Linked DNA regions of Homo sapiens: region 2 is linked to region 1. Evidence: chromatin loops called from intact Hi-C (ENCODE). Cell type or tissue: heart right ventricle. All regions are shown on one strand. Each heading gives the region's core, and the rest is flanking DNA. Links, peaks and the distances in the headings are about the cores only. Region 1 holds the start of LOC101928126 (a long non-coding RNA gene). Region 2 holds the start of RUNX1-IT1 (RUNX1 intronic transcript 1).

Region 1 (16,451 bases), core at 3,445-11,444:
GTGCTTTCCATTTCTGTGTCTAAGGAGATACCCTGGTTCTTCTCCTCTCCTTCCAGCAGTGGAAAGGGGGAAAGGGACTGGGCACAAGGGGTCGATGATACTACCAATTTTTTGAGGGCAAGATCAGGATGTGACCCTCATCACTTCTGCTGGCTTTACCTCGTCACATGACCATGGCTACTGCAAGGGAGACTGGGAAATGTAGTCTTTGGCCAGGCAGCCATGTTGCCAGCTAAAATTTATACTACAGAAGTATAGAAAAACAAAAATTGGGAGACAACCAGCCACCTGCCATAGCCACTTAGGACCTCACGAAAAAAGGCAAGAGTGATAGTTACCTCTCAAAAGGGCTCTTTGCTGGGTTCCCTTGGCAGCAAGTGCATAGTACAAAGTCTAACTCCCCATGAACCAGAAGGGAATTCAGGAAATGATTCAGGCTCCCTGGCTGACTCAAACACTCAGGATCCTGGAGAGAAAAGTAGCCATACACCCATTTGGGGCTTGGGGTTTAGTTTATAATAATAATAATGACTTTGGCACAGAAAACTTCCTGAGGGTTAATGAATGACTGGCTTGGATTAATAGCCCAAATCACTGCTGAAATCTATCAACTCCTTCCAGCTTCATATTAATCTACAGGAAATTCTTTGTATACCGAGCTATTACAGCTTCAATCTCACAAAATAAAAATGAATGGATGTTTCATTAGAACTTGGAAAAAAACTTGATCACCATTGTGGGTGGCCACCATGCTGTTATTATTTTTTTTCCAGGCACATTTCCTGCATTTCCTCCGGTTCTCTTTCTGGCTTCAATTTGCTGCAGTGGCAACAGCAGCAGCTGGCCCTCTAGACTAACATCTCCTTGCTATTTATAATACACTTTGCAATGCTCATTATTTCTTAACTTTGTCTTCCCAGATAGACTGGGAGCTCCATGAGGTCCGAGACAACCTGAAGACGCCCAGCTCAGCAGAGACTGGCTACGGCAATCACTCAGTAACTATTTGTTGAATTGGACATAATAGAAGAGCTGAAGAATTTTAAACAAGTCACCATCAGTGCAGTGGATTCCTCAAAGCAAACCTGGAAATCTCGGCATGAGTTGGATTTAAGGCAGTACATTTTCAGCTCCTGAAAATTTGAACAGTTTCTCAAGAGAACAACTTGAAACAGAAAGGCAAGGATGTAGATGTGGTTGTAGAAGATGATGTCTGCGGCCACCAAACTGTCCACTGTGAAGACAAACCATGCATGTTTAGTAGGCAGTGGCTCCTCTTCCCTGTGGGGAGTCCCACTGCTTCCCTGGCCTGGGTGTTCTCTGCCGGTAGATGTTATTGACAAAATAAGCAAAGTCCTCTGATTCTGAGAATTAGAGTTAATGATAGCTCTAGATTGCCTCTGCCATGCTATTTAAAGTCCTGCTTTATTGTCTGACATGAGTTCGGCATCTATGAGGACTTGTCCAGTGCAAAGTACAATCTCCACTGAAAGATATCACCAGCACATCTTGTCACTGTGCTGTAGCAAGCTGGGCAGTACAATGATGTTGGCAGGATCCTGTTTAGGTGGAGGATGGCCACCTGGGCATCAAGAATCTTCTACCCTGATTCCACATTGACTCCCCAAAGTGGGCTTCAGACAGCTCTTTACTTACGTCTTCTGATTAAAGCAGCAGACAGGGTCCCAGCTAGAGAAAAGTTCTGGGAGCAGGAGAGGTGTTGGTGGCTTTAAAACCAGGGGTGAAGATTGAATTAGGAGGTTAGGCAGGAGTAGGATCAAAGACTTAGAAAATGCTTGTTTCCTCCTATTATTCTTATGAGAGCTGATACGGGGCTTTCAGTTTTGGGGGAGAGCCTTGGAAGAGAATGAGGGAATTTAATCAACTAGCGGGACCTTTCCAACTTACATTTCCCAGTGTTTGTTGGATGATACGTTTGCCTAATAAGTTAAAGCTTCCAAAAATAGAAAGGAAAGCTTGGTGACACTAAGCTCTGGCATGCTGTCATCTTCTGGCTAGGGGTCTTGTGCTTCTGTTTTTCTATTTCTGACCAAAGACATAAAATGTGTTGTGACCTCTCAGGTAATGCTGTGGTATCATGTCCAAGCAGTAACTAACCAGAGTGGAGTTTTTACAGGTAAAAAAGTATTGAATAGCTCAGCAACAGGGAGGACTTAATGATAAATTGCTTTTTCAGAAAATGACAAGGGGACAGACACTTGCGGTTCTTCCATTGAGAGCCTTAAGGAAGTTAAGCGAAGCCTCTGCTCACCCCTTCAAGTAACGATGACCCATCAGATCGTGGTCATAACCAGTAGCATCTGAGGCACCCCTAAGCTCTCTGGGCCCCAGATTCCTTGTTAAGTTAAATGAGGTGACTTCCCAGTTTACCATTCTAGGGGTTCCTGAGGAGTTAAAAATGAAGGAGAAAATGCAACATGTACCAAGTGAGCAAGAGCTCAAGGCTTATCTCTGGCACGAAAGTGACCGCTGTCCGTTAGAGATGTGATTGCCCTAGATTTCCTTTAGGAAATGCAAACATTGAACTCTGGCCTTCAGGACCCAAGTCCCGGCTTGCATCTATTCTATACACTTTCTGTTATTTGTTAGGGCTCACAAGGAACAGTTATTTATCTTTTATTTTCTATTTTTTTTTTAGAGATGGAGTCTCACTCTGTCTCCCAGGCTGGAGTGCAGTGGTGCCATCTCAGCTCACTGCAACCTCCACCTCCCGGGTTCAAGCAATTCTCCTGTCTCAGCCTCCTGAGTAGCTGGGACTACAGGCGTGTGCCATCATGCCCGGCTAATTTTTAGTATTTTTAGTAGAGGCAGGGTTTCACCATATTGGCCAGGCTGGTCTTGAACTCCTGATCTCAAGTGATCTACCCTCCTTGGCCTCCCAAACTGCTGGAATTACAGATGTGAGCGACCACACCTGGCCCATTTGTTTTCTTTCAAACCCTTCTGTAAGACCAGTGCTTTAGGTGAACACGTGGACAGAACAAGATCATCACTATTTTGCAATATGAAGACCAACTGCGCTGTGACCAGAAAAACAGAGGCAAAATGTTGAGCTTAATGATACCTTTTTATAATTTGTATTTGGTGTTTCTCAATTTTCCATTGGATAGTTTGAGAGATAAGTACAAGTCAATGACATGTTCTCTTTCGTACCCTATTGTCTAATCCTGCTAACACACACACACACACACACACACACACTGATTACCTAATTTATCTGTTCCCCGATTATTACACTCTCAATTGCTGCAGAGTCTCAGAAGCAGCATGGTGTAACAGAAAGAATATGAGGCTTAGAATCCAAAAGCCAGAGTGTGAATTCCAGCTCCACTGACTTGCTGCGTGACTTGAAGCAAGTCATTACGTGTCTCTGTTTACTCATTTTATGACTTTCCTATTGCCTCTGTAATATAGCACCACAAACGTGTGGACTTAAAACAACATGCATTTATTCTCTTAGCGTTCTGGAGGTCAGGAGTCTGACATCAATTTCGTTGGGCTAAAATCAAGATGTTGGTAGGACCAAGATCCCCGTGGAGGCTCTGGGAGAACCCATTTCCTTGCCTTTGCCAGCTTCTAATGCTGCATTCCTTGCATTCCTTGATTGTTGACCTCTTCCCCCATCTTCAAAGCCAGCAGAACAGCACCTTGTTTCATTGCCTTCTTTACTGTCAAATCTCCCTCTGCCTTCTTCTTATAAGAACACTTGTGGTTGCATTTAGAAGCTGTGATAATCCAGAATAATATCTTTATCTCAAGATCTTTGACTTGGTCTCTTCTGCAAAGTCTCTTTTGCCACAGAGGGAAATATTCACAGGTCCCAGGGGTCAGGCTGTGTACGTCTTTGGGGGACTTTATTCTGCCTACCACACTCATCTTTTTTTTTTTTTTTTTTGGATGGAGTCTTGCTCTGTCACCCAGGCTGGAGTGCAGTGGCATGATCTCGGCTCACTGCAACTTCTGCCTCCCCAGTTCAAGCAATTCTCCTGCCTCAACCTCCCAAGTAGCTGGAATTACAGGCGCCTGCCACCACGCCCGGCTACTTTTTGTACTTTTAGTAGAGATGGGGTTTCACTATGTTGGCCTGGCTGGTCTTGAACTCCTGACCTCAGGTGATTCCCCCACCTTGGCCTCCCAAAGTGCTGAGATTACAGACGTGAGCCACCATGCCCGGCCCCACACTCATCTATTAAGTAGAGCTAGGAATTCCTATCCTAAGGGACACAAAAATGAAAAAAGATAAAATTTGTGAAGAGGCACATAATGAAAGCCCATACATGTCACTGAGTTCAGAGGAGGGTGGGTCTGACCTCCCATTGGCTGGTCTCTGCCTGATGGACATCGTGAAGAAGAGAGCCAGGACTAGTGTGGCTGGGGGATGTTCAGGGGCCAGAGTGGCTTCAGGTGCCAGCAGCCCTGGCCGAAGGATGACTCCAGGAGCAAGGCTCAGAGCCGAGTGGAAGAAGCTTCATAAACGCAACTGAGCCAAGCATGATGGGATGTGCCTGTGGTTCCAGCTACTCAGGAGGCAGGTGGGAGGATGGCTTGAGTCAGAAGTTCGAGGCTGCAGTGAGCTATGATCACACTACTGTACTCCAGCCTGGGTGACAGAATGACACCCTGTCTCTAAAAAGAAAAGGCACCTGGATGCTCATGACCGAGATGGGGTGGGGTGGGTGGGGTGGGACAGCCGCACTTTATAACTTTGCTTTCAGCATGATGTGGATTAGTGTCTCCCATGTGGGAAAATTATGTTTACCACTTAGAGACCTGATAGTGCTTGCTTACCCCATAACGCTGGACGGTGGCAGGCTTAACTCCCCCATCAAGGGCCTTAATGTATTTGGGGCCCTAGTCCTAGCAACAGCAGCAAATCTCCTTTTTCTTTTCCTCGAGCTGGTTGTTCACCAGGCAGTTGGGATGTTAATGGGAAGAGAAGACACACACAAGTCCCTTGTTTTCAATAAGGCAGTCTGGTCACGTCCTTAGCAGGTTATTAATCTTTTTCAAACCCCTCCTCTCCACCAAGTTTTATGATCCTGGGAAGGAGATTCCTACCTAGCATCCTTAGAGTTATCGGGGGTTAGGATCGGTGCATGCAGTCACTTCCGTGGAATCATCAGTAGCCCTCCAGCCTCTGGGGAGAGCTGCCAGTGGTCAGAGATGTTGGGAATTACGAGGGAGGAGCTAGGGAGAAGGAACTCACAGTCCCTCAGTCTCTGAAGGTGGCTCCTGGCAGGAGAGGGGGCCAGTCCTAGATAAGAGCTCTCCCAGGGAATTCCAAGGGTCCTCCCAAGGTCCAGCCACAAGATGAGGAATTACTGTTGGGCTCTTCCTCAGATGTGCCTGTGAATTCATATCACAGATGCTTGATGCATTTGACAATTGTTTAATTGCTTGAGCCCAACTGATACTCTTTCAGTCACTTTAAGGGAGTGATTTCAAGTATGATCATTGCCTCAAATCTGTATGGCTTTCCTTGCCTTTCAGGTGCTTTAAGAGGGCTTATGTTCTTTGACTCCCCTAGTAACTCAAAAGGGTGGCTAAGATGCAACTCTGGAGGTTTCCAAGCTCTCTGCAAAGCCTGCCTTCAGTAGTCTGTGCACCACAAGAAGCATAACTTTATTATCCTCTAGCTGAATTTACCTCCTGCTTCGAGCCCCTGTTTTCCCATGTCATTTTAGGGGTCCAATGTTTTTCCTGGAGGCATATACACACACACACACACACACACACACACACACACACACACACACACACACACATATATACACACACACATTCCAGGGGCCTCTGAGGTGCCAAGACATGTGTGGGGTCCATCTGGTTCACACTGATGTCCATGATCATTGAGTTCATTTTTTATATCAACTATGTGACACTTCCTATAGTTTCCAGTTCCTGGTTAGAATTTGCAAAGTTGCCGACTATTTCTTTGAATAGAGTAGCTAGATCATGGGTCTACACCAGTCATCAAGCAGCGATTTCCCTGTTGGAAGCTCCAAGCAAATTGTCAGCTCCAGCATTCCACACAGCTGTGGGTGCCACACTCCTTTTCCTTTTAAAAGATGATGATCTGCTAGTGGTGAATGCTCTTGGAGTTTTATTTGTAGGTTTTTCTTGTTGTCGCAAATGTCTATATTTCATCTTCCCTCTTGAGGGATATTTTCCATGGGTAGAGGATCTAGGCTTTTCTTTTGGATTCCATTGTGGCTTTAAAAAAAAGTCAGTTGACTGTTTATTTATGGCTTCTCTAAAGGTGATCTCTTTCTTCCTAAGGCTGCTTTAAAAGTTTCCGTTCCCTCCCTCCCTTCCTCCCACCCCATCCCCCTTCTTCCTTTCCTTCCTCCCTCCCTTCCTCCCTTCTCTTCCTCCCTTTCTCCCTTGTCTTCCTCCTTTTCTCCCATCCTCCCTTCCTCCCTCTTTCCTTCTTTTTTCCCTTCCTCCCGCCCTCCTTCCTTCTTCCATCATTATATATTAAAATATTTTCTTTCTTTCTTTTTTTTTTTTGAGATGGAGTTTCGCTCTTGTTGCCCAGGCTGGAGTGCAACGGTGTGATCTTGGCTTACTGCAACCTCCACCTCCCTGGTTCAAGCGATTCACCTGCCTCAGCCTCCCTAGTAGCTGGGATTACAGGTGCCCGCCACCACACCCAGCTAATTTTTGTAATTGTAGTAGAGATGGGGTTTCACCATGTGGGCCAGGCTGGTCTTGAACTCCTGAACTCAGGTAATCCACCCGCCTTGTCCTCCCAAAGTGCTGGAATTACAGGCATGAGCCACCACTCCCAGCCTATTAAAATATTTTCTTCTGGGCCTTCCCTCCTTTTACTTCTTTTGATACCGCCATCAAATGCATGTTAGGTTGACTCACTGTGTACTCTATTACCCTCTCATCTGGTTTTTAATCTTTCTGTCTCCTTATACTGTAATCTCAGTGTTTCTTCTGCTTTAATTTTGGTATATGAATTATTCAGCTGTGTTCAAAGTGTGGTTAAAGCGACTTATATGCTCTTTAATTTTTAGTTATTGTACTTTTCACCTCTAGAAGTTCTTCTGTGACACTTCTTATAGTTTCCAGTTCCTGGTTAGAATTTGCAAACTTGTTGACTATTTCTTTGAAAAGAGTAGCTAGAATTGTTTTAGTCTGTGTATAGTGAGTTGAATATCTGAAACCTCTGTGAGTCTGTTTCTTTTGTCTGCTAGCCCTACTCATGGCGTCATGTTTTCCTGGATGTTTAGTTGGTTGTCTTTGAATATGTCCAACTCCAGTTATTTCTGGGAATACCCAAAGGCACACCTGTTCACTATCACCCAGTGAACTGCCATGTGTTTGTCTCCTGTCATGGTAACATTTGCATTCAGGGAGAGGCCTCTGCTCTCTGCAGAACAGTGTGAAATCACCTCATTTTTGCCTTCAATGAAGGTTGTCTCTTGCTGGTCACCACCACTTCCTCAAATGACTAATGCCACTCTTGCTCACAGTGCTAAGGCGCTAAGGAGTTTTCAGAGGGCTAGAGTGATTCTGCATCCTCTGGGGTTCTCAGGAAACGAGGCCACAGGGCCATCTGTGCATGAGTGACAGTGGGGTGGGGTGGATGAGCAGTGGCAGTGGTGGGCACCTATGCTGCTGGCGCCACAGCTTTTTATATCTTGGTGAAAACAACGCCTTGCGTTTTCACTTGTAGATTCTCCGGCTACATTCCACAAGAACAAATTCTGGTCACAGAGGCCAGAGTAGACTATCAGTGTAATGGCCCTTCCCCTTTGATGATAGCAGCTTTTTTCGGGGGAGCAGGGGTGGCCAAACTTCCTAGCCTTATTTTATCTTCCTTTCTAGTTCTCCCCAGAGGCTGCTGGGTCCACCTCTCCCTCTGCCAGACAGACAGGCTCAGACATGCAAGAACGGAAGGGGGTGTGGGGGTTGGTGGGAGGATTAAGTTGGGGAAAGCCAGTCTTGTCTTTGTAGATTACCAGAACTGACACACGTACACACACGTACACTCACTCACTCACTCACTCATCTATTCATCTATTTTTGGCCTAAGTGCCTTTGGACACTTCTTCGGAAAAGCACATGAACTCTTCGGAGTCTCCTGTTCCACTTGGTAAATTTCCTATAGCCACGCACTGAAAGTCCCTGCTGCCCTCCTTCCTCTGAGCTTGTGGGGCCCACAGATCCCCTGCTCCACTTCCTGCTTCATTTCAGCTGATGGTGAGTCCAGGGCAGGCTTGTAGGAAGGGCGGGCTAGGCGTGGGGAACTGCAGCACCCACCCCACCCCCCGCCCCAGTGCTTGTTGCCCCAGCCTCTGTCTCCCTCGCTGTGCCCTTCCCTTAAGCCCCACTCTTGGCCTCCCCAAAGACAGAGTTTGTTCTGTTTTTATTGATAGGATGACACTCCCTCGTTCTAATACCATCTGAATGCCTGAGCAATTACATCTTACAACCTCATGAAAAACACAGCAGCTTGTCACGATGAATGATGTTACCGTGAATAATGCAGTTTTGAGTTCAAACTCCTTCTTATTCCAAGAATGAGTAAATATCCCTATTCCCTCCCCTCCCCATTGCATTTGGGTTTGACATGACATGAATCATTGTGGTTTTACTCCTGGGTAGAATTGTTTTTCTGTATTGCATTGCCAATTGATGGAAGGACAAAAAAAGGAAACTTACCAATGAGCAGTTTCAGATGAACTTAAATTCTCAGAAATCTTGAAGAATGAATGAACTATAACTTTCTGAAGTTGCAAAAATGTTCAAGTCGGAAGTGACCCATGGGAAGCAACCTGGTCCTTAATTAGGACTGGAAAGAAAACGGAGGCCCAGCGAGGGAACAGTGGCTTCCCCAAGGTCACACTGCAAGTGAGTGGTGGCACTAGTCACCCAGGAGTCCTCCTGACTCCATGGTATCCTGACCCCAGACCAGCAGCCTTATTTGTGGTTAAAGAACGTGGAAAAACAGCTTATGTTTGAATTTTAAAATCATGCCAGTACTAAAGATCTGCATTCCATGAATATTGAGCTTTGCTGTGTGCGGGTTGCTACGAATTTTGTAACTATTTTCTCTAAGAGCTCTCAGTATTTTACATATACAATTCCATTCTTTATTGTCCAGGGAAAAAGTTGCATTTACTGAGCAGTAAGAGGGTGATTTGAAGTCCCTGGGGTCCCCCACCCTTGTCTTTCTATGTGAGATTGTATTGCAGGGCTCACATTTATTCTCTCAGCAGCTCATTGCACAGACAGTGTATTTATTGAGCACCTACTGTGTGCCAGGAGCTATGTGGTAAGCTAAGCAGACAAAAACTCCTGCTCTCACAAGAAGAAAGAATAAACAAGCAGACAATTGCACCTATAATGTCAGCCTGGTGTGATGGCTCACTCCTGGAATCCTAGCACTTTGGGAGGTGACGATGGGAGGATTGCTTTAACTCGGGAGTTCAAGATAAGCCTGGGCAACCAAGACCCTGTCTCTACAAAAAAATCAAAAAATTAGCTGGGGGTGATGGCATGAGTCTCTGGTCCCTCGGGACCAGAGGCCTCGGGAGGCTGAGGCGGGTTTATCACTTGAGCCTGGGAGGTTGAGGCTGCAGTGAGCTGTGATCACACCACTGCACTCCAGCCTGGGCCACAGAGCGAGACCCTGTCTCTAAATAAACAAACAACCTAATGTCAAGTTAGGAAGTGTGGCAAAAAGGAACAAAGTCAGGGTGACTGCCATTCTAGAAAGGGTGGTGAGGGAAGGTCTCCTTGAGCAGATCCTGTGGGAGTGGAAGGGTAAGTCACGAGACTCTCTGGAGGAAGAAGATTCCAGGTGGAAATGCCTTAGTGGGTGTTAAACGCTTTAACGGGTGTTAGCCAGAAAGCCAGAATGGCTGGAGCTGAGGGAGTAGAGGAGGCGGCATAGAAAATGAGGTCAGAGATGGAGGCAGGGCCGGATCACAGAGGGGCACAGAGAACGAGGAGGGAATTGGATTTTTGGAAAAGATTGTGGCAAAATACAAAATATAAAATACAAAAATAAAATATAAACCATAAAATGTACTACCTTTACCATTTTAAGTATGCAGTTCAGTAGTGTTAAATACATTTACATCATTGTTCAACCCGTCTCCAGAACTCTCTGCATCTTGCAAAATTAAAACTCTATGCCATTTCAACAGTTCGCATTTCCTCTTCCCTCTCGTTCATGGCAACCGCCATTTTTCTTTCTGTCTCTGTAAATGTTAGTACTTGGGGTATCTCATCTAAGTGGAATCACACAGTGTGTGTCCTTTTGTGACAGACTTATTTCACTTTGCATAATGTCCTTAATATTCATCCATGTTGTAGCATGTGTCAGATTTTCCTTCCTTCTTAACATTGTGTAATATTCCATTGTACGCATAGACTACATTTAGCTTATCTGTTCACCTGTGGATGGACACTTGGGTTGCTATAGTGAATAATATTGCTGTAAATATGGGTATACGATTATCTCTTTGTGACCCTGCTTTTAATTGTTTTGGATATATACCCAGAAATGGAATTACTGAATCATGTGGAGATTCTGTTTTTGATTTATTTATTTATTTTTAATTTTTGAGATGGAGTCTCGTTCTGTCACCCAGGCTGGAGTGCAGTGACACGATCTCTGCTCACTGCAACCTCTGCCTCCTTGCACCATTAATTCTGAAAATGCAGGCCTGGATCCAACCGCCTTTGGGGACGGGTACCTGCCCACAGGAAGAGGTTGAGGAGACAATAATGTCACGAGAATCATCATCTTTGACTGGGAAATGGTGTGCAGAGTTTCTGGTGCCTTCTGAAGTGATTGTCGCATCTCAGCCTCCCTAGTAGCTGGGATTACAGGCATTTGCCACCAAGCCCGGCTAATTTTTGTATTTTTAGTAGAGACGGGGTTTCATCATGTTGGCCAGGCTGGTCTCAAACTCCTGACCTCAGGTGATCCACCTGCCTCAGCCTCCCAAAGTGCTGGGATTATAGGTGTGAGCCATGCACCTGGCCTGATTGGTTATTTAAATTCTGAGATGGGGTATACTAATGTTTGAAAACCACAGGGATGGGATAGGTATAGGTGGGGAGGGAGAGCAAAAGTGGTATTTAGAATATGTTACGTTTGAAAAACCTAATACACATTCTACATCCAAGTGGACATAGATGGAGTTATTTGAAGCTCAGAAGACACCTGAGTTGGAGACAGGAATTTGTGGATCATCTGATATATTTAGCATTTATAGCCACAGGGCTGCTGCCTGACTTTTTTTCCCCCTAGACAGTTTCGCTCTTGTTGCCCAGGCACGACCTTGACTCACTGCAACCTCTGCCTCCCGGGTTCAAGCGATTCTCTTGCCTCAGCCCCCCGAGTAGCTGGGATTACAGGTGTCCACCATCACGCCCGGCTAATTTTAGTGCTTTTAATAGAGATGGGTTTCACCATGTTGGCCAGGTTGGTCTCAAACTCCTGACCTCAGGTGATCCACCTGCCTTGGCCTCCCAAAGTGCTGGCCAGGCATGAGCCACTGCACCTGGCCACCACTGCCTGTTTTTGTACCGCTTGGCAAGCTAAGAATGGTTTTCACATTTTTGTTTCTTTTTTTTTTGGAGACGGAGTCTCACTCTGTCACCCAGGCTGGAGTGCAGTGGCACAATCTCAGCTCACTACAAGCTCCGCCTCCCGGGTTCACGCCATTCTCCTGCCTCAGCCTCCCGAGTAGCTGGGACTACAGTTGCCTGCCACCACGCCCAGCTAATTTTTTGTATTTTTAGTAGAGACGGGGTTTCACTGTGGTCTGGATCTCCTGAACTCGTGATCCGCCTGCCTCGGCCTCCCAAAGTGCTGGGATTACAGGCATGAGCCACCGTGACCGGCCACTGCTGCCTGTTTTTGTACTGCTTGGCAAGCTAAGAATGGTTTTCACATATTTGAATATTTGAAAAAAATTTTTCAAGAATACCATTTTGTGGCACACGAAAATTATATGAAATTCAAGTTTCAATGTCCACAAATAAAGTTTTATAGGAACATAGCATGCTCACTCATTTAGGTATTGTTACGGCTGCTTCCACACTACAGCAGCAGGGTTCAGAGGTCATGGCAGAGACCACGTGGCCCACAAAGGTGAATGTACTTCCCTTTGTAGAAGCTGTTTGCCAAACTCTTGGCTAGCAGAGTGAGTCATGAGAGAAGAGAGAAGTGCATGGACTGAGGTCTGTCCAGGGCCTGTCAAGAGCCAGTAACCGTTGCTGTGCGTCAAGGATGCCAAGATGGTGCCTGCTCCATGAGCAACAAAGCCCAGGGGCCCAGCAAGCCAAGGCTGCTTGCCTCTTCCCCTGGGGCCAGCTGTGCATCTTGTGGATGGCTGAAGTTGAGCAACCCATAACAGGCTCCTGACCCACTGTGAGATGGTGGCATGTGAAAGGACCAGCATCCAACAGTCTTGCCCTTACTATATTAGTAATTTCCTGGGGCTACAGGAGCTATTTACTACAAACTGAGTGACTTAAAACAATGGAAATGGATTCTCTCGCAGTTCTAGAGGGTATTATTCTTTCAATCAATCAAGGTGACAGCAGGGCCATGCTCCCAAAGACAGCTCTAGGAAAAGCTCCTGGTTTCTAGCGGCTGCCTGCACTCCTTGGCATTCCTTGGCTTACAGCTGCATCATTCCAGTCTCTGCTTCGGTCACCACGTGCCTTCATCCCTGGGTCGCTTCCATGTCTCTATGTCCAAATGTCGCTCTTCTTATAAGGATGTTAGTCATTGGATCAGGGCCCACCCTAATCTGGTATGACTTCATATTAATGTGATTGCATTGATAAAGACGCTGTTTCCAAATAAAGCCATCGTCACACGTATGGGGACTAGGACTTCAACATATCTTTTTGAGGGACAAAATTCTACTCACTATACTTCCACACACATGCAGATTTCACGTGGTTGAATCTAAGAGTATTTGGGTTCTTGCGATAAAAGGATATGGCCCGGTGACTAATCCTGGGGAAAGAAATAAAAAGAGAAAAAAACCTCTAGTATTGGTGTTAAGACCCTGAGTTTTACTTCATTTCCTCACCACTCCCTGCTGCCTGCAGGCAGGCCAGCTGCCTCCCTAGGGGCAGAATTGGAGAAAGAATACGTCTCTCTGATGTAACTACTGCGCTCAGGCAACCCACTGTGGAGCTTCACAGTGGTTCTCTGCCAAAGATTCTGAGGTTTTTAGCCTGAGATGATAGGTCAAAACCAGGGAGGTGCTCATGGGGGAAAGCAGCACTGGACAGAGTCTAGATGCTGCTTCCCTCAGGCTGTGATGACCTTCAACTGGCCCTCATCCCCAAGAACCTCAGCTTCTTCCTCTGTATTAAGGAAATAACCATAGCCCCGTCCGTCTGTCACAATGTAGAAGCGGGGATGAGAAGTGAAAAGTGAGGTCTTGCAAAGGTCTCGCAAGTCCTCTGCAAAGCTAAGGGGTATTACTGGACAGCGACTTGGATGAGGATGGCCAGACATTGTCCTCCTTCAGGACCAGCTTCTCAGAGCAGAGTCTCCAAACATAATGTCGCTTCCAGATGACGCAAATCTGATATCAGAGAATGACTAAAAGCTTGAAACTTTGCTTTTAATCTGTTGTGGATCAAGTTTCTTTTCAAATAAATCAAAGTCTGTGAACTTAGGAAGGAGGAAAATTGCTGGATATCTTTTTTGGCGGAGGGATGGGGGGCCCTCTGCCAATTTAACCATTTCAAAGTGTCCAATTCCATGGTTTTAAGTATACTCTAGTTCCAGAATTTGCTCATCATCCCAAATAGAATATCTATACTCATTAGCAGCCTCTCCCTGGCTCTTCACCCTTCTCCCGTTCCTGGCTACCATGAATCTGTGTCTGTCTGTATAGATTTGCCTATTTTGGATCTCTTCTCTTCTGTTCTCTTCTCTTTTTAAAGATGGAGTGTCTCACTGTGTCACCCAGGCTGGAGTGCAGTGGCGTGATCTCGGCTCACTGCAACCTCCACCTCCTGGGTTCAAGTGATTCTCCTGCCTCAGCCTCCTGAATAGCAGGGATTACAGGTGCCTGCCACCATGTGCGACTAATTTTTATTTTCTATTTTTTTTTTTTTTTAGTAGAGACAGGGTTTCACCATGTTGCCCAGGCTGGTCTCAAACTCCTGGCCTCAAGTGATCCGCCCGCCTCAGCTTCCCAAAGTTTTGGGATTACAGGCGTGAGCCATCACTCCTGGCCCTATTTTGGCTATTTCATATAGTGGAGTCATACAACATGTGGCCTTTTGTGTCTGGCTTCTTTCTGTCAGCATAATGCTCTCGGGTTCACCCACGTTGTAGCATGTATCAGTATTTCATTTCTTCTTACGGCTGAATAGTGTTCAGTTGTGTGGGTTTGCCATATTTTGTTTATTCATTTATTGATGAACATTTGGGTTGTTTCCATCTTCTGGCTATTATGAATTGTGCTGCTATGAACTATAATGAACATTCTGCATACATTTTTGTTTGAACATCTGCTTTCAGTTCTTTTTGGTATATACCTAGGAGTGGAATTGCTGGGTCAAGCGGTAATTCTGTGCTTAACTTGATGAACCACCGAACTGTTTTCCATGGTGGCTGCACCTGCATCATTTTGCATTCCCACCAGTGGTGATGAAGCTTCCAATTTCTCCCAGATCATGATTTAACACTCATTTTTATTAAATGCAACAACCCTTCCTGCATCTGGCCTGAGTGTCCTGGGCCAGCCAACTGCTTGCTCTCCATCTTTCCTGTTTGGTCAGAGGCCCTGGGTGCAGCCAGTGGGTTACGCACTCTGATCCCCTCAGTGACTTCTCCTGGGAGGTCACCAAGGATACTCATTCAGTCAGGTCTTCCAGAGCCACAGTGTTGATCCTGCAGTGAGGACATGAGTGTGCAGTGACTGGACTCTCTCAGGCAGTCGTGGAAGCAGAGGATTGCTCTGGCCAGCCTGGAGACAGTTCCCATTGGTTCCTGGACTTGATCTGAATCAACTCCTTCTTCCTCACCATCTCTTGCCTGGTGCTGCTGGCTGAGACGTTGCACCTGTGGGGGCTGTCCACTCCCAGCTCACGTCTTCTGGCAGCTCCTTACTCTATTCTAATGCGCCTAGTGGTACTGCCGATTTTCTCTTTTCCCAGACACCTCTCTCCACACTCCTTCTCCCACATTGGCCTGGCCCTCATGGCTCTTTGATCCTCATGGAACATTCTATTGTCTCCTAGGTGAGAAGAAAAGGCATCCCAGCTTATATTCAGACACATGGCCTTGAACTCGTAATAACTCACACATGTAAGCCACAATAACTTCATTTGCATGCAACCACCTTGAATGAATGGTCTCAGTAAATGTGTCATTTATTCTCAATATTCTGGAGTGCTGGAAAAAATGGGGAGTCAAAGGATCCCTCAGTCTGCTGGTGTGACCTGGGGCACCCATCCCTGTTCCCTCTCCTCTTACATGGGATAAAACCCCAGTGGAGCCGTGTCTCTGGATCACTGTGATGGATTAGGTGAGTCTCTACCTGGGCACCCTCTTTCACGTGGCAGCATTTTTATCGCTGTGACAACCTGGAGTCACCTTGCCATTTACCACAGTTGCCTTGGATGACCAAGTAACCCTCTTGCCCTTCATGGGGGGATGTCCTTTGAAGAACACCATTCATTCTGGAAGTGCAGGCCTGGCCTGAACCACTTTGGGGACGGGTACCTGTCACAGGAAGAGGTTGAGGAGACTATAATGTCAGGAGAATCATCATCTTTGACTGGGAGATGGTGTGCAGAGTTTCTGGCGTCTGGGGGCATTCCATCTGTGAGGTTTTCAGTTCTTCATGAGCTGTTACAGGAAACAATGTTTTCGAAAACAAAGTTGTCCCTGGCCCAGGGGCGCCAGGTCATTCCGTGCAAGCAGTCCCCATCAGCTGAGGGAAGGCCCAAAATATGCAAGTGCATGAGCCAGGCTGGCGTGGCACGTGAGGCTGCATAATTTTCGCCGCCCTTCCCTAGGTGTTCTGCTGAGAGCTGGGCTGTCTGCTTAGAAATCAGCCTCCAGGCCTGACTTTTGGCCTCTGCCCCGCCTGTGGAGTCGGTGCGGGCTCCAGATTCCAGAGGCGAAGGATACATCCTAGTGCCAGCTCAGATCTGAAACAGGCGTGCCCTTCGTTTTCAGGTAACTTCTGTTCTGGTCTCTGAGGCTGTGCTGGAGCACTGGCCGGGATTCCAGGCGGCATTTTGTATTTGGAGACAGCAATCTGGGGAGGGGCATAAATAGTAGGAGGGGCAGTGTCATCTGTTTTTACCTTTTCTTTTCTTCTTCTTCTCTTCTTCTTTTTTTTTAATGTAGTCTGGTCTTTCCAACTTTGTTTTCAGCCAATGCAGAAGATGTCTATTTGTGCTGCACGGCCCAG
Region 2 (16,451 bases), core at 7,683-15,682, 1.1 Mb after region 1:
ATTGTGGGCTGTTTGGTAGCATCTTTGGCATCTGCCTACTGGATGTTAGTACAGTCCCCTCTATCCCTTGAGTTGTGACAACTAGAAATGTCTCCAGACAGTGCCAAATGACCCCCTTCCTCCTCACACTGCCTCCTTCTTCCAGGTAAAAACCACTGGTGAGGCCGGGTGCGGTGGCTCACGCCTGTAATCCAAGCACTTTGGGAGGCCAAGGCGGGTGGATCACGAGGTTAGGAGATCGAGACTATCCTGGCTAACACGGTGAAACCATGTCTCTACTAAAAATACAAAAAATTAGCCGGGCATGGCGGTGTGCACCTGTAATCCCAGCCACTCAGGAGGCTGAGGCAGGAGGATGGCGTGAACCTGGGAGGCAGAGCTTGCAGTGAGTCGAGATCGTGCCACTGCACTCCAGCCTGAGTGACAGAGTGAGACTCTGTCTCAAAAAAAAATAAAAAATAAAAAAACCACTGGTGTAAGATATTTTAAGGTGACAAGCATGGAGAAGAAGAGAAAAGTAATGAGGAAAAACTAAACTGGCAAGATCAATAAATATGGTCTAAATAAATGAAAAAGGAGATTGACTAAATAGACCCATGGGAAATGAAACCAGGAGATAAAATGTTAAAGAAAAGTATAAAAATTGCAAAGATAAGAGGGCATTAGATCGGCTCAAAATGGATTAAAGACTTAAACCTAAAACCTGAAACTATAAAACTACTGGAAGAAAACACAGGGGAGAGGCTTCTTGCCATTGGTCTGGGCAAAGATTTTTTTGAATATGATCTCAAAGCATACGCAACAAAAGCAACAGTAGACAACTAGGATGGCTTCAAAATAAAAAGCTTTTGCACAGAAAAGGAAACATTCAACAGAATAAAGACAAAACCTACAGAAAGGGAAAGAATACTGGCAAATCATAGCATTTGATAAGGTATTAATTTCCAAACTACATAAAGAACTCAAACAACTCAATAGCAAGGAAATAAATAATGTGATTTAAAAACTGGGCAAAGGACCTGAAAAAAACATTTCTCAGAAAAAGGTACACACATGTCCAGTAAGTATAAAAAATACTCAACATCACTCCTCATCATGCAAATTAAAACCACAGTGAGCTATCACCTCACACCTGGTAGGAAAGCTTTTATCAAAAAGTTAAGAGATGGCCGGGTGCGGTGGCTCACGCCTGTAATCCCAGCACTTTGGGTGGCCATGGCAGGCAGATCACCTGAGGTCAGGAGTTCGAGACCAGCCTGACCAACATGGAGAGACCCTGTCTCTACTAAAAATACAAAATTAGCTGGGCATGGTGGCGCACACCTGTAATCCCAGCTACTCGGGAGGCTGAGGCAAGAGAATTGCTTGAACCTAAGAGGCAGACGTTGCGGTGAGCCGAGATCGTGCCACTGCACTCCAGCCTGGGCAACAAGAACGAAACTCCGTCTCAAAAAAATAGAAAAATCAAGAGATAACAAGTATTGGTGAGGTTGTGGAGAAAGGGAGCTCTTGCACACTCTTGGTGGGAAGCCATTATGGAAAACTGTATGGAGGTTCCCCCCAAAATTAAAAATAGACTACCCTATGATCCAGAAATCTTATTTCTTGATTTTTTGGTATATATCCAAAGGAAATGAAGTCAGTATGTCGAAGAGATATCTGCACTGTCATGTTCATAGTGGTACTATTCATAATAACCAAGATAAAGAATCAGCCTAAGTGTCCATCGACAGATGAATGAATAAAGAAACTGTGATGAATATATACACAATGGAGTACTATTAAGCCTTAAAAAAGATAGAAACCCTGTCATTTGCAGCAACATGGATGAACTTGGAGTACATTACACTAAATAAAATAAGGCAGGCATAGAAGAACAAACACTGCATCATCTTATGTATATGTGGAATCCTAAAAAGTTAAATCTAAAAAGACTGTACATTAAAGGTACCTACCATTGTTATCTGTCTATGGAAATATTTTTTAAAAAGAAGTTATTTATTTTGGTGGAGGATCCACTAAGGAACATTCCTGAATGGAACAAAGAATGAACCTCAACACAGATGGAATCTGTCTTAGATGTGGATGTGGCTATGGGCACAGATGGGTGCTTCTAAGTGACTGCAGGCCAAGCCTGGCTGAGAAGCATTTGGGTACAGAGGGGCTTTTGGGGAATGATCAGGGGTGATCAGGAGCACCAGCTCCTACAGATTGTTTGACACATGCCACAAGCCTTGAAATGGAAAAGGAACACACATATGTCATATCACCTCTCAACATTTCACTGAAGGAGATTTTCCCCTAAATAGAAAGATATGGAGAAAGAGTACTGAGAATAATGGGCTGGATAAGTGGGACAATCCTTGCCCTTACTGACCTTCCTGAAGTGTCGCTGAAATAGGTGGACTTAGAACTGAATGGAATCTACTCTAAGTTATTTAGCAAACCTCTTCTGTTATCCCACTAGTTACCTTTTTTGAAGAGGAAAAATAAGAGTTGAGTTTTTCCATTAAGAAAGTCTATTTAAGCTGATAAAGTGGAAAAGAGGGCATCCTTTCTGTTCTTTGATTGATGTCCTGTAAATAACCCAATGGGAAACGGACCAGACTTTATGATCAGTCCCGTGACTATGAATCCTCTTGGTCATAGACATTTGTTTTCTACACAGGTATTCAATTTAAAGCCTGAGCCAATCAGCTCATGGGCAGTAAGATGTCCCTTGACTGTGGTGTTTCTCACATGCTTCTCCTTGCACACTTGTCCAGCTTCCCACAAGGGACACCTACATGACTTCCAGCCTGGCACCTCTGGACAGAATTGGAACCACCTCCATGTTGCCTGCTCCTCTCTGCTCTAATATTCCCACATACAGCTTCTTACCCTTAGCTGATCACAGGAATTAAGGGGAACCAAGTTTGGGTGGAAATCCCAGTTACTTACTTCCTGCTGTGGTTGTATGTGAGAGGAGATCAGTGTGGCCTCTTCTGCTTACATCCACTGATGTTTTTACACTTAAGCCATAAGCACAGGACTGGTGAAGCTCCCTCCATCCATTGGTCCATCTATCTGTCTATCCATCCATCTATCCATCCATCCCTCTATCATTCATCCATCCATCTATCCATTCATTCAACTATCTATCCATCTACCTGCCTATCCATCCATTCATTTCCATTCATCCTTCTATCTATCCATCAATTTGTCCATCTGTCCATCTGCTGGCTCATTCATTCATTCATTCAACTATCTGTCCATCCATGCATTTGCCTATTCATCTATCCATCCAACATTTCTTGAGTGCCCAAATTCTGCCAGTTTCTGTTTTTGGAGAGGTAAGTGACATATGAGCCATCTCTCAAATTGCTCAGAGTCTCTGAAAGAACACACTCATAAACAGAAAAGCTGGAATTATGTTTTGGTAAGAGCAAATAAACCAGAGCAAGAAGAAGAATGTGATCCTTTGCACGAGCTACCAATGAGCATCCTAGAAGACATGGTCATCAGAGTGTCAGCCTGGAAGTATTACTGCTTCAGGGAGCAAACGCAGATGGAGTGTGTCCATCCATGTCTGTGATGGGGATGTGGGATTCCTGTTCTCTGTCCCTCTAACACCTCATGCAGACACATGTCCCAACTCTCATAACCTGTGCAATGACTTCTCTTGCTGAACAACAGCCCTGTCAGGTGCCTTTAATGACTACTACCAGAAATTTCGGGAGAAATTCAAGTTGTTCAAATAAGCATGGAGAAGTGACCTCCCAGAGAGGATTTGAAAATAACACATAGAAAAATGAAACTAAATATGCATTGGGATTTCTGAAACTTTTGACTAAATGTATTATCTATAGGTCCTTGAAATCTATCATTATCTTGTCTTTTAGGTTACTTTCCTCCTAGATTTTTAAAGTCTTCAAAGAAATACTGATGATCCCCACTAGGAAAAGAGAAGGAAAATGAGTTATTCAAAATCAGGCACTGGGAGGACTCAGAATTACAGCATTATTATTACTTCCAATAATTTTAAAAGAGTTAAGGGCTCTTTGATTACCAAATCATTATCCTACTTCCTATGTCATCTATAACTAGACACGAAGATAACTTATTTTAAGTTTATTTCACAGGACAAGAGTACCAAAGTCACACCCTCTCTAGAAGGCCTTCTCTTGAAAAATGCACAGCTTATTCGTCAGGCACCCAGACTTCAAAACCAGACTAGGATTGAGTGCAGCCCTGCCATTTCCCAGCTGTGTGACCTTGGATGAAATATTTGGCCACTCTATAGCCCAGTCATCAATCTGTAAAATTAGGGAGAGTAATTGTCTCCACTGTGTAGATAACAGAGATGGCAAGCCTTTGTTGCGCCAGCAGGCCAGAGTCATGGCTGCCTTTTCTTCTCTGCTCTTCACGTCGGGGACATGGCTGATGGTCTTAATTTCATGCCCTTGCACACTGACTGTCAGTTTTTGTGGACATCTGTAGCCAGCATTAGTAGGCTGGGGTGGGGTAGAGGTCAAATTAGGTGTGTGGGAGGCAAACATGCTAAAGAGGGTCAAACCCGCCACATCATTTTATTTCTTTGTGGGAAGCAGCAACAGTACCTCGGTTCCTAAGGTCTTTCTGGAGCTGTGGTTCTCCAAAAAACATTCCAGATTTTACCCCTCAGGGGTCATCTGGCAATGTCTGGAGATACATTTGGTTGTGGCAACATGAGGAGGGAAGGGTTGTCACTAGTGTCTAGTGGGTGTGGGCCAGGGATGCTGCTTAGCAGCCTACATACAGCACAGAGGGCAGTCCCCTCAACAGAGAATGATTCGGTTGCAAATGTCAACTGTGGCGAGGTCGGGAAACCCTGTCTGGTGTGAGCAGAGGGCAGATCCTCAGCCTCCATGATGCCTTTCACCTTGACCATGGGAGCTGAGTAATCCCAGCCACTAGCTCTCTCATTTTACCCGAGAGATGTACAGGAGGAAGATCAGGGTACAATGGCACATCAGCCAGGGCTGAGACCCCTACTCAGCCTGAGTCTGTTCCTGTTATACTCCCCACCTCATCCCAAGCATCAGCCGTTTGCTGCCAGGAGTGAACAGATCCAGTGTACAAGGATGCATTAGTGACCACGCGCACTCACTGGGATAACCCACTTGGGGTTCACTTGTTAGATTTGGTTTGGGTAGTGTGTAAGGAAGAAAATGGGAAAGTCCAGTCAAATAGTGTCCAATTTAAAATCAAATCAGGGTGGAAAGGAAAAGTCCATGATGATAGCGACCATGTATCGGGCAGCATATTCTATGTATTTCTGATTCAGTGCTCGCAACAGCTGCATGGGTAATCATCATCGTCACACTGTACAGATGAGGAAAAGGGAGAAACAGAAAGGGTGAGTAGCCTGTTCAAGGTGACTCAGCGGGAAAGGACAGAGCTGGCATTTGAACACAGGCTCTCAGACCCCACAGGCTGCACCTGTAAAACTCTCCTCCCCACACCCTGTCACATCACAGAGAGGCCAGATGGGAGTGGGAAAGCCGAAGAGAATCTGGACTCCAACCGAGTTCTGCCTCCTAGAAGCCGTGTGGCCTGGGCTGCTTTTGTAACCTGGTTTTTGCTTCATTTTATTTTTTATTTTTAGCCAGTGGGAATTAGTAGCTGTGCCTATATCGTGAGGTTTTGATTAAAAGAGACAATGGAGGCAGTGTGCCTCACACCATTGCAAGTGAATGTTATTTGTTCTCATTATTCATAAGCCACAATGAAACGGCATCATCTCATAACTTTAGTGGGTCAGCCAGAATTGTTCACGACAACAGTGCGGAGGACACGGGACAGCACTAAGGGTTCCTCCCTCTCCCTCTCGTTTGACGCGGACTCCAGATTCAGAACCCATGTGGGGCACAGGTGGGGGCTGTCCAGGCTCACTGCAGGTCTCTCTCTGCTTTCTGCTCCTTCAGGTCACGTGGTTGTGATTGAAAAGAGGAATAGAGAGATGTGATGTGGCTGTTTAAAACAACTCCAACTGCTTCCATGTAAATGATGTGTTTGATCCTAAACTGAGAGGGTTAAGGGTTGGAACTCTGGGCCTCCCCAGAGGCTGCTGTGGGTCTGGGGGCCAGGACTCCTCAGGAAGAACCCAAGTTGGGTCTGAAGGTGACAGTGGAGGCCATTATCCCTGAGGGAAGACAGAAGAGGGAGCAGGGAGCAGGTGGGCCACCGAGCCCTGGCGTGTGTGCAGAAAGTGCTAAATAAGCCGGAAGAAGCACAGCAAATCACAAGGATGCCCAGAATATAATCTCTAGTTTATAGCATGAAATTTTTACTTTCCTGTTAATTGTACATTCTGTATAAGAAAAGCAGGTTCCTTTCCTAAGGAGCTTTATGATTTTATTATATTATTATTGTTTATTGTGGAGAATAATTAGCTTGCACATCTTTTAATTTGTCCCATTAAGATGTTTGCAGAGCAGCCGTGAGAGGCTGGCCAGCCCCCTGCATTTCCATTGATCAGGGCACTCACATGGCTGGCTGTGAGCAGGCTTTGCGGGGAGAAAGTCATTTATGATTGCATCCTTCAGCATGCCGAACCCCTCCAGAAAGGGAAGGAACTTTCTGTGACTCTGAAGTAGTCTGTTGTAGAATAACCAGAGGAGAAATGCCTTTTATACAATAAAGGTGAAGGGGGAAAAGAAGGGGAAAAAAACCCCAACTTCTTGACAAAAGGAATTATCATGATGTCAGAGGACTGGTGACATGGACTTTGTGAAATGACAAATGCCTCTGCAGAAAGGCCATTCTCAAAGGCCAACCAGTAGGCGTGTGCATCTCAACTCTTGTTATGCCACTGACACTTAGTGGTATGAGGTCCTGTTTACATGAGTGACTGAGGCCACTGCTTGCTATCACAGCTGAAACAACTGCTTCTGGCTACGATTTTTATTTTAGCCTCAGGAATAAGTGGATGAGAAGTGTTTGGGGCAAGCTTCACGGAAAACCCTGGCTAGGGTCAGTCAGGGTTGGGGTGGTCCACCCCTGAAGGAGGGACTCAGGTGGCAGGCCCCTGATTGCTGGGTACATCACTCTGTGGTTTCTTCTGTACATGTGTTCCATGGCCTGGACTGGGACAGGGCAAGAGATATACCTGGGACACAAAATTCAAGGTGGTGCGCTCTCAAGCCCATGTAAATGCAAGGTCAGCCTTGTACAACAATGGGAGCAAGTGTCGCCTTAAGTTTGTCACAGGAAGTGCCTCATTTATGTCACCCTGATATCACCTTCGATGGATTCTCAGATTGATAAATGAAAACAACTGGTCGGTCAGGAAGAAGGCATAGCAGTGGTTTCTCCCCACCCCAGCATGTCACCATCGTCTTGGGAACAAGTTTGAGCACCCCTGGCTTAAAGGCGTGTTTCTTGTGGGCTGTCTGGGAACTGCCTGAACATCTCTCTCAGTTCTGATGGGAGAAACACGTGGGCAGGAGAGGTCTGGATACCAGTGGTGGGGCCATAAAGCCACCAAATGCATCCAGAGTCAGAAAAGCAGTCCAGGATGGTGGCCAGTGCCCCAGCTTGGTGCCACCCCACAGCGTCGCCTCCTGTCCATGGGGCCTTGGCAAGCCTTTCGCTCTGTAAGGCTAAACTCCCTCATGTGCCAAACAGATATTCTCAACACCGACCTGTCCCCTCCACGGGCAGACAGACAGTGGGCTCTGCTGCAGGAACTGCCTCTGTTTGGACCGCACCTCCACCTTTCCCAGCAGCCTAACCACAAGCAGGTCACGTAACCTTGGCAGGCCATGCTTCCCCTTCACTCAGTGGGATTAATAATGAGAGCACCTACTCACAGGGTTGTGCCAAAATTTTAATACAGTAAGGCAAGAAAATGCTTGGAACGGTGCAAGTGCCTTGCGCATAGCATATGCTCAATAAATGCTAGCTGTTATTACTATCGGTTTTAAAGTTCATAAACTCAGCCTTCTGCCAAAGAGCACCAAGATCACTTCTGCACTGCTACATGATGAGAGAGGCAGACATTTCTTTTTTTTTTTTTATCTTCATACATGCCCAGTTCCTGGAACAGCTTCGGGGCCACGTTCTTGAGGTTGGCGGAGATGGCTTTCCTGTCCCTAGCCTCCCTTTGGTGGCATTTTCAGAGTTACCTTGTACTTATTGACTTCCTCTGCGTGTCCATTGCTTTATACATATTGTCTCAAATCCTCTTGACAACCATACAAAGTAGGGCTCATTCCCCTTGTTTACAGATGAGAAACTTGGGGCTCCGTGAGGTTCGATAAATGGCTCAAGTTCACACAGGTGGTGGATGATGGTGACAGGGAGAAACCAATACCTCGATTCTAAAGCCCACAGGCTTCCTGCTCCCCGATCCCACCCCTGAGCTTGGGCCTATCTTCCTCCTGGCCTCCCTATCAAAGGCAACTCGTAGAAGAAGCCCCTGGTGATAAAGAAAACACGATTCCTCCTGGAGCTGAGTGGAGTTTACACTTCAACATGGACTGAAGCCTCCAGGGAAAGAAATAAAGGTCTGTAGAGAGAAGCTACGTCCTGGTGAGCAGAGACATGACAGCAGCAGTTTCTGCTACACCTAGAGAAAGCTTCCTTGAATTCAGTACATCCTGGGGAGAAGTCCCAATGGATTCCCTAAGCATGGGAATTTTGAATGCTGGCCTCTCTCTCTCTCTCTCTCTCTCTCTCTCTCTCTCTCTCTCTGTGTGTGTGTGTGTGTGTGTGTGTGTGTGTGTGAGATAGAGAGAGAGAGAGAGAGAGACCTTTATTTCTCCTGAGAGGCCACTTCTGAGCTTTGAATCAGGAGTGATGTGAGCATATATATCCCTAATGGGAATTATAGTTTGGGTTCCAATTTTTATACAAAGATCTCCCACTTCCCAGGGCTCCTTCCAGAGCTGAAGCCTGGCAGCCTTGGCCGAGGCCATCTCTGAACCCTCTGCATGGATGTGCACATTGGCTGTTGTGGTGGTTCAAATTTTGCCCTAGACCCTCATCAAAACCAACCTGGTTAATTGTAACATTGCCTAAGGAGCCAGGTGGGCAGGCACATGGTGGGTGCTTAACCAAGGTGGTGCTGGATTTTGGGGAAGAGAGAACATCCAAATGACAGCAGGGGCCGGTTACTCCTATGGCAACTGCATTTCTAACACAGCCTAAGGACGTTCTTAAGGACTCAGGGATTCATATACATTGCCCTGCCTAATGAGTTCACAAGGTGAAGGGATTTAACCTGCAAAGGATTGTGGTATCTGAGCAATGCAAAGGGGAATTGAGGAGGATTAGGAGAAGTGTCTGCTAGTTATGTGCATGCTTGAATGGAATCCACCTCATAAATTCAGTGTCTGCAAAACTGTGGGTGACAGGAGCTGAGAAGACCTGGTTTCTCGTTCGGACTCTGGCACCAACCAGCTATGGAACCCTGGGCAAGTGAACCTCTCTGGTGCCCTAAGGTAGAGAAATGTCTAAAAATCACTCCAGCCAAATATTCGGCTCTTCCTTTCTAGCAGTTTAAAAATATTTATAATTATAGATTTTAAAAAATAAAGTTATATAATTTTTAGATGCCAACTGAAACTATACAGAACTATATATATACATAACTCTATATAACTCTATGACACAGCACATAAAACTTACAAAGCATCATATAGAACAATGTCTCATAGTTCATATGTCTCAGGGTTCACTTATTTTTTAAACAGATTTATTCACATCTGTAATACAATTATTTCTTTGTTTTGAATACAACCTGGAGGGAAGCATATGGGAGACACAGCCTTTATTTAAAAAAATGAAGTAATGATATGGAATGATTGACAGTTGGATAGAATTTTCATTGTCGGCACTTCTACTTCTTTATATGACCCTGCACCTTTCACAGTGCTAATATTTGTTTAAGGTTGCTTAACGTTGTTCCTCTCCTCTAGAACTTTGGAAGTAAAAGCCATTCTCATCTTTAGAAACAGTAGATTCAATAATAATAAATAATAATAAACTAGAAGCCTGAGTTTCTGTTCCTACCTGTCAGTCAATGCCTAAATAATTTCATTTTCACCCATTCACCCATTCATTACATGAAAGGGGCTGGGATAAGAGAGAACACTCCTGAAGGGGAGGACTACTTTTTCTCCTCCTTTTAGTTCCTACCCACTCTTGCATGGGTTTTATACACATATGTGGTTTCAGATTTTATGAATTCTATACTTTCAAAGTGGGTGAATGTCAAGTTCAGCTGTGACTGTTACCGAGCTGGATGAAGCTGCCCAGATGCAGCCTGCAGATGGTGTGGAATGAGGGGCTCAGTGCACAGAGTTCAAAGTGCAAACAGAAGCTGTGTAAGAAAGTGCAGCAAACTGTGGTTGGTGTTAAAACTGCTCCTGAAAAAAATGGCACTCAAACCAATGTATCTTAGTTGACCTAAACTCTCTTTTGCACATTCTGGGGCAGTAATAAGAAACAAACATTGATAGCTATACATATTATAAAATTTTGCACAGTAAAAGGGGAAGTGCTTCTCTCTTGAGCAATGAGTGCCACTCTGACATTTTTTGTCTCCCTTAAAAAACTCACCTAGGATGGGCCGGGTGCAGTGGCTCATACCTGTAATCCCAGCATTTTGGGAGGCTGAGGCGGGCAGATCACGAGGTCGGGAGATCGAAACCATCCTGGCCAACATGGTGAAAACCTGTCTCTACTAAAAATACAAAAATTAGCCGGGCGTGGTGGCACACACCTGTAATCCCAGCTACTCAGGAGGCTGAGGCAGGAGAATGGCTGAACGTGGGAGGCGGAGATTGCAGTGAGCTGAGATGGGGCCACTGCACTCCAGCCTGGTGACAGAGCTAGTAGACTCCATCCAAAAAAAAAAAAAAAAAAAAAAACCAACAACAAAAACTCACCCACAATGGAATGTGACTATGGAATACCCTGCGGTGTGTTCAGAGCTCTGACTTCTGTTTGCTCTTTTTAACATAACCCCCATCTGGCAAGCTGACTGCTGCAAGATTTTCTGGGTCTTTCTTTAGGATCTACTAACAATGAAAAACATATATATGAAAACCTACACATTTTCAGAAGCACATGAGAGCTGATCAAGACCCACGTACCTCCCAAGGAGAGGAGATGACAGAGGCTGCTCTGTGGTGTTGCTCTCAGGCTATATTTGATTTATTGCTCAAATCTTATTATTTCATTCTCCATTCGAGACTAGCAAAGTTTCTTTTGAGAAGTCACAGTCTCTACGGAGGGTATTCTAACGCCCAGAAGTAAAAGTTGGATGTTGGCAAAGAAAGCAAAGTAGAATCTTTGCAAAATGTTGGAGCTGCATAGTTCTCTCTCCCAATGGACATGTTTCAAGACTGAATACGTTGAGTATTTGATTTAGAATCAATTTAACATGAACTTCGCATTTATGCAAAGCAGCATCAGTCCTGAGATCAGCAGAGCGATTGAGCAAGCCCAACTAGCAAACTGAGATTTCTATTTGTGATGACCTTTCCCATTTGAGGCCCCAAAAATGTCTTGGGGAACTCATTGTTTAAAAAGAAGTCCATCAAAAAATGGACACATATGGACCATGGCATGGGAGGGCAGTGCTGCATACAAAATCAACAATTCTCTAAATGAACACCGATCTTGCAGAAAAACAAAATGAAAGCAAAACAAAAAGAAATTTCTAATTTCAAGAGAAAAACTGAATAACAACTTTCTTTTCATTCATCCTTTCTTTCTTCTTTTTCTTTCTTTCTTTTTTTTTTTTTTTTTAACGAAGCAATGACTTTCTCAGGGAGAAAGATTTGCATCCATGCTGAGGAAATAGACAGGGCCAGTAATCACACAGCAACAATCATCTGTAACTTGCAGAAATTCAATGTATGAATAAGTGTTTAAAGCCTAGATAGAGGGCAATTATCTGGTTATCTGTTTTTCATATTTCTATCAGAGATAAAAACCTCTTTAGGGAAATTTATGAAGGGCCATTTGAAAGAAGGTTTCCCTCTTTTGTAGAAAAGAATTCTCTTAAAAATTAAAACAAATTTGGGAGGCTGGGGGATTTTTGAGAGTTTAAAAGAGTGAGGAAGATGGGGGGCGGGAAGCAACTATTTCCAGCTGCGAGAAACCGATCAACCTCACAGCAAGGTGTGGTGGCTCTGATGCAAGCAACATTCCCATAGATACAGGGCTGTCTGGTTTTCTATTGCTCATTCTAACTTGAGGAGACGCTCAAGTGTGATTTGGGGCTTTGACACTGAAAATAGGTGTGAACTTGGATCCATTTAACCTAGCCCCTTCCCCCACCTCATCCCTTCTCCTGTCCAGTTTGCTTTCAATGGGTCAACAATAAATATTCACCCTTGGCATCCATCTGCAACTTCCAAGAGGGAATGAAGGAAGAACATAAAGTTTCTCTGCATTTGTTTCCAAAGCCCAGCTGGCACAGAAAACAAATGATACAAGATATGACTGGGAAGGCACACAGCCTGTCTTTGTCACCAGGTCTGGCAGATGTGGCTCTGGGTTCACGAGACATCTGCTCCCAGCTACCTTCCTCTCTGCTTCCCTCCACTCTCCAGGCTGGAAAGTGACAACTCCATTGTCCTCAGTTCCCTCCAGCCAGAGGCCTGTGACCTAGTTGTGGCCTAAGCAATATGTCAGCGAAAGTTTGCAGAGAAGGGCTTCCCTTCCTGAATAAAAATACCAGGACCCACAAGAAGGGGTTGAGGCCTCCCATGTCCTTTCTGCCTGGACAGATCAGAGGTGCAGGCCATCTCTCCCTGGCCTCAGCATGGTGGGACCAAAACATAGGAGTGTCCTGCACCCCACCGTATCAGCCTGGACTGCTCACTCTGGAACTCCTGCCCGTCTGCTCAAGCCACTGTGGTCAGCTTTTCTCTACGTGCAGCCAAACATAATTTTCATGGGTAAACCTGAGCAAGGGCCTTACTCTTTCTGTCACTGCAATAAAATACATAATTTCCGTCATGTTTCGGATTTAGTGTTTATTCCTCCACCTTGGCTCCTTTCTGGCATCATTACTCAGTGTTATTGCAAGATGAGGGAGGGAGAGAAAGAGAGAGATTCAGAGAGCCAAGAGAGTATAACACGTGTCTCCCCAACAAAGAGTGAAGCCTGCGCAAGTGAGAGCAGTGTGTCTGAGCTTATCCTCCCAGCATGTTGAAGGTGACAGGAGGTTTTGAGCCCTGTTTTGTGTTCAAGAGCCAGCCTGTGTTCTCGTAAAGTACTCCCTGATTGTGTTCACGGTCAGCAAAGATCTCAAAGGAAATGCTCCCTTTTTACCACTCCAGGACATCCTAGTTATTATATTTTATGAGAGGGAAGAGGTCAAGAAAGACATACCTCTTTGCCTTGGCTGGAGGCTCAGCAAAAAGGCTAAAGAAGGGGACTGGTGGCATCTGATGGGGAGGAGCAGGGGAGGCCGAGAAACAAGAGTTGTGGGAAAAGTGCTTTGAACATTTTAATATCTGTTCAGGCACCAGTGTAGCTTCTGAAGATTTCTTGAAAAATGGGAGTTGGAGAAAGCAATTACGAAAATGAGGGAAAATATCTTGCATTTGTGAAATGATGGGAGAACTATTTTCTAAACAGAAAATAAAATATTTTTAAGTGGCTTTGTGTTATTAAGCTAAGAAGATTTGTGATGTGTTTTATGGTACCTCTTTCTGATGCATGTAAAGACTTCCAACAGGAACTTGGTAATTTAGATGCAAGCTTGTCTAGAATATTATTAGCCCATTTTGCAGAACTCAAATGAGACACAAAGACATCTATTGACTCATCTAGGTCACTAGGAAGTTACCTGAGAAACTGAAAATTTGCTTGAGTTTCCTGTGTGGGCCTCCTCTGCTGCCTCCAACAAGACAAGCCATCAAAGCTACCTTCATGTCTGGGCTTTGACAAAGTACATGATTACAAATGTTCCCAAGGAGCAGGGAAAATGGGAGTCTCTCAGAGGCCCAGAGAACCTGCTCAAAGGTATACAGGCAAAATGGCCTTTTCCTTAAGAAGAGCCTTGGAGAAAATAAAGCTACACCAGCAGTCTCAATGAAAAGAGACATCTCTGTTGTCCTTGTGTGTTCAGATCAAAGACTTAGCATGACATCCTGCCCCAACTAGCCTCCATATTTAAAATCAAAACTTGTTAAGTTGAATTTCATAAAGGGCTCTCGTTCTTTTTCCACAAGGGAAGGAAGGCTGACCTGCTGGTGAAAAGCCCTTAGGGTGGACTGAGTTACCCACTGCTGTCCATGCCCATGTGGGATCCTGCAGCTCTAACTTTGCCCAGGCTGTACTCTCGGCCTAGACCACTCTTCCTTCTTTCCTTTGTTCCCAACTTCCCCTCCCCCAACTCCTGTGTCCCTCTCTCCAGGGAGCCTCCTGTAATGTCCTCCAGGGCATTGTGACCTCTCCCTCCCTAGAGCAGACAGCGGTTGACTGGCTGCCTTCTTAGATAACTGAACATTGATAGCCACCATTCAGATTTATTGCTTACTTTATATGGCTGGGCAAAGCACCTTACACAGATTAATTCGGTCCACACAGCTACCTTAATAACAGGTACTATTGCAATCCTTACTCTGCAGATGAGGAAACTAAGGCTCAAGAGAGAAGTTCTATATGCTATTTGATGAAAGCCAGAAAAAAGAAAAGAAAGAAAAGGCCATCACTGTGTCATCTGAGCACATTCCCTGCACAGACCTCCTGCCATTGCTTTCTCTAATAGCAGGTGCTCTTATGCCTCCAGACTCTTCTCTCTAGGCCTTGGGCTCCTTATTAAAGTCTGTGTGTGCACAGCGGCTGTGCAGCCGTCCTCTGTCCCAGCATCTCACCAGGCTTGATTTCTCAGTAAAGGGCTACATATTTTCTGAGCACATCTTTCGGATCTATTTTGAGAGAATGTAGGAACGTCTCAGCTACTCATTTGCTTTCAAAAGCTCAGAAAGGCTTCTTGCCATTCAGAATCGGGTCAGTTGCTGTTTCCAAAGGTGCTTCTGCTACTGGTTGCTCCATGCCCCTGTACTCGGTGTGTGAGCAGCTGTGGGGCCTCCTACAGCCCCCTAAACCCCACTAATAAAGTCAGTCTGAAGTACAAAGACAATCCTCCCCAAGAAAGCAGAGCCAAGAGGAGGTTTCTTTGGGGCGGCTGCCATTTGCTCTTTTAACACTTAAACATTTCAAAATTACTCGTCATTTTCTACAGTTTCTTAGCGTGCAAAAAGTCTAAATGGCAAAGGCATGATTGTGAGTTTAGATAGTTTTATCACACCTTTTTTTTTTATAGTTTCAAAATGTGTGGGCAGTTTCAGATGTGAAACTCCATCTCACAAAGGAGGAACTACAGTCTGATTCTTTAACATCCAAGAGAGCAGCCAGGATGCCCCATCCCACAGTTTCCTTGTGGGCCAGGGTGGGTCAGATTTGCTAAGACCCACTGTTAGGGACTGCAGTATGTCTCCCTAGAATTAATACATTGAAGTCCTAACCCCAAGGTGCTCATAATTTGACACTATTTGGACATAGGGTTTTAAAATGACGTCATTAGGCTAGCCCCAATACAATGCAATTGGTATCCTTATAAGAAGAGATTAGGATACAGACACACACAGAGGGATAACCATGTGATGAAACAGGGAGAAGGGAGCTGTCTGCAAAACCAAGGAGAGAGGCCTCACCAGAAATCAGCCTTGCCGACACCTTGATCTCACACCTCCAGTCTCCCTCCAGAACTGTGTGAAAATAAATTTCTGTGGCTTAAGCCTGAAGTCTTAAGATCTTAAGTGTTCAGTCAAGCCAGAAGAAGTGTCTTAATAAATATTCTTCTGAAAAGAGCGGCAAGCCGATGCTTAGAGAAGAACATACTTTATACATGCAGCTTTGTACTTGGCAATTCCCTTTGAAAGACTGCTTCAGTGGGGTAAACTTGAACCGCTGAGAAGACAAGCAGGGAGTCGGTCTCGCTGAGATTTTTACCTGTGGTTCTAGGAACGCAGAGGCATGTGAGTGTTCAGGCTTTGCATAGACCACTAAGCCACTTCTAAGAACAAGGCTACCTGAGCCATTTTGCAAAAATATGTACGTGCCGAGGCTTTTCCTCCCCACACCTACCTCAACTCTTTCTGCCGACACACTGCACTTTTCAAGGGAACCCAAGTTTGGGTTCGGCAAGAATTGTACGTTGCACACCGTGTGTGATAATTCCAGGGAATTTCAATCGCATCTTGTCTTCCTTCCTAAGCAAATTCGGTGGGAACCTGGTGTGGTGTGATAGAAAAAGCCCCGAGTTCTCTGTGGTAGACCACATCAATTTCATGTGCCAGTCTCTCAGACTCCGGCTTGCCTCTCTCAAGGAAGGGAACAATGGTTTGCTTGGCTTCACTCCTCTCTTTCCCCCCAATTTCCACATGGGTATCTGGCTAAAA

Evidence for each region. Hi-C counts contacts between places; a loop is a spot of excess contacts. Peaks named below come from ENCODE experiments on the same cell type or tissue, not always from the same donor. Only the 100,000 strongest peaks of a DNase experiment are listed, where the experiment ranks them.
Region 2: a loop joins it to region 1, with 20 times the contacts of the local background. A loop is called at or near these places in 2 of 110 quality-filtered maps.

Annotation. Positions count from the first base shown.
Region 1 is chr21:33,968,317-33,984,767 of GRCh38, forward strand. It overlaps LOC101928126 (a long non-coding RNA gene), which reads left to right and starts at 8,066. Exons shown (of 2, transcript NR_134561.1): 1 at 8,066-8,235; 2 at 8,412-9,375. It overlaps LINC00649 (long intergenic non-protein coding RNA 649), which reads left to right. Exons shown (of 3, transcript NR_038883.2): 3 at 921-2,870. LOC124905013 (a long non-coding RNA gene) reads right to left here and starts at 148. Exons shown (of 2, transcript XR_007067847.1): 1 at 1-148. LOC105372790 (a long non-coding RNA gene) reads left to right here and starts at 14,520. Exons shown (of 4, transcript XR_937681.3): 1 at 14,520-15,557; 2 at 16,051-16,213. RefSeq lists enhancers at 3,364-4,053, 7,563-8,762, 7,834-8,363, 15,741-15,910 and a silencer at 3,452-3,746. In heart right ventricle, for the core only: no CTCF peak of the experiment used is centred there; DNase peaks (open chromatin) are centred at 7,685 and 8,145; H3K4me3 peaks cover 442 bases; H3K27ac peaks cover 1,721 bases.
Region 2 is chr21:35,029,900-35,046,350 of GRCh38, forward strand. All of the region lies in intron 2 of RUNX1 (RUNX family transcription factor 1), which reads right to left. It overlaps RUNX1-IT1 (RUNX1 intronic transcript 1), which reads right to left and starts at 9,527. Exons shown (of 1, transcript NR_026812.1): 1 at 8,026-9,527. RefSeq lists enhancers at 14,680-14,779, 15,780-16,039 and a silencer at 16,330-16,379. In heart right ventricle, for the core only: no CTCF peak of the experiment used is centred there; no DNase peak of the experiment used is centred there; H3K27me3 peaks cover 1,304 bases.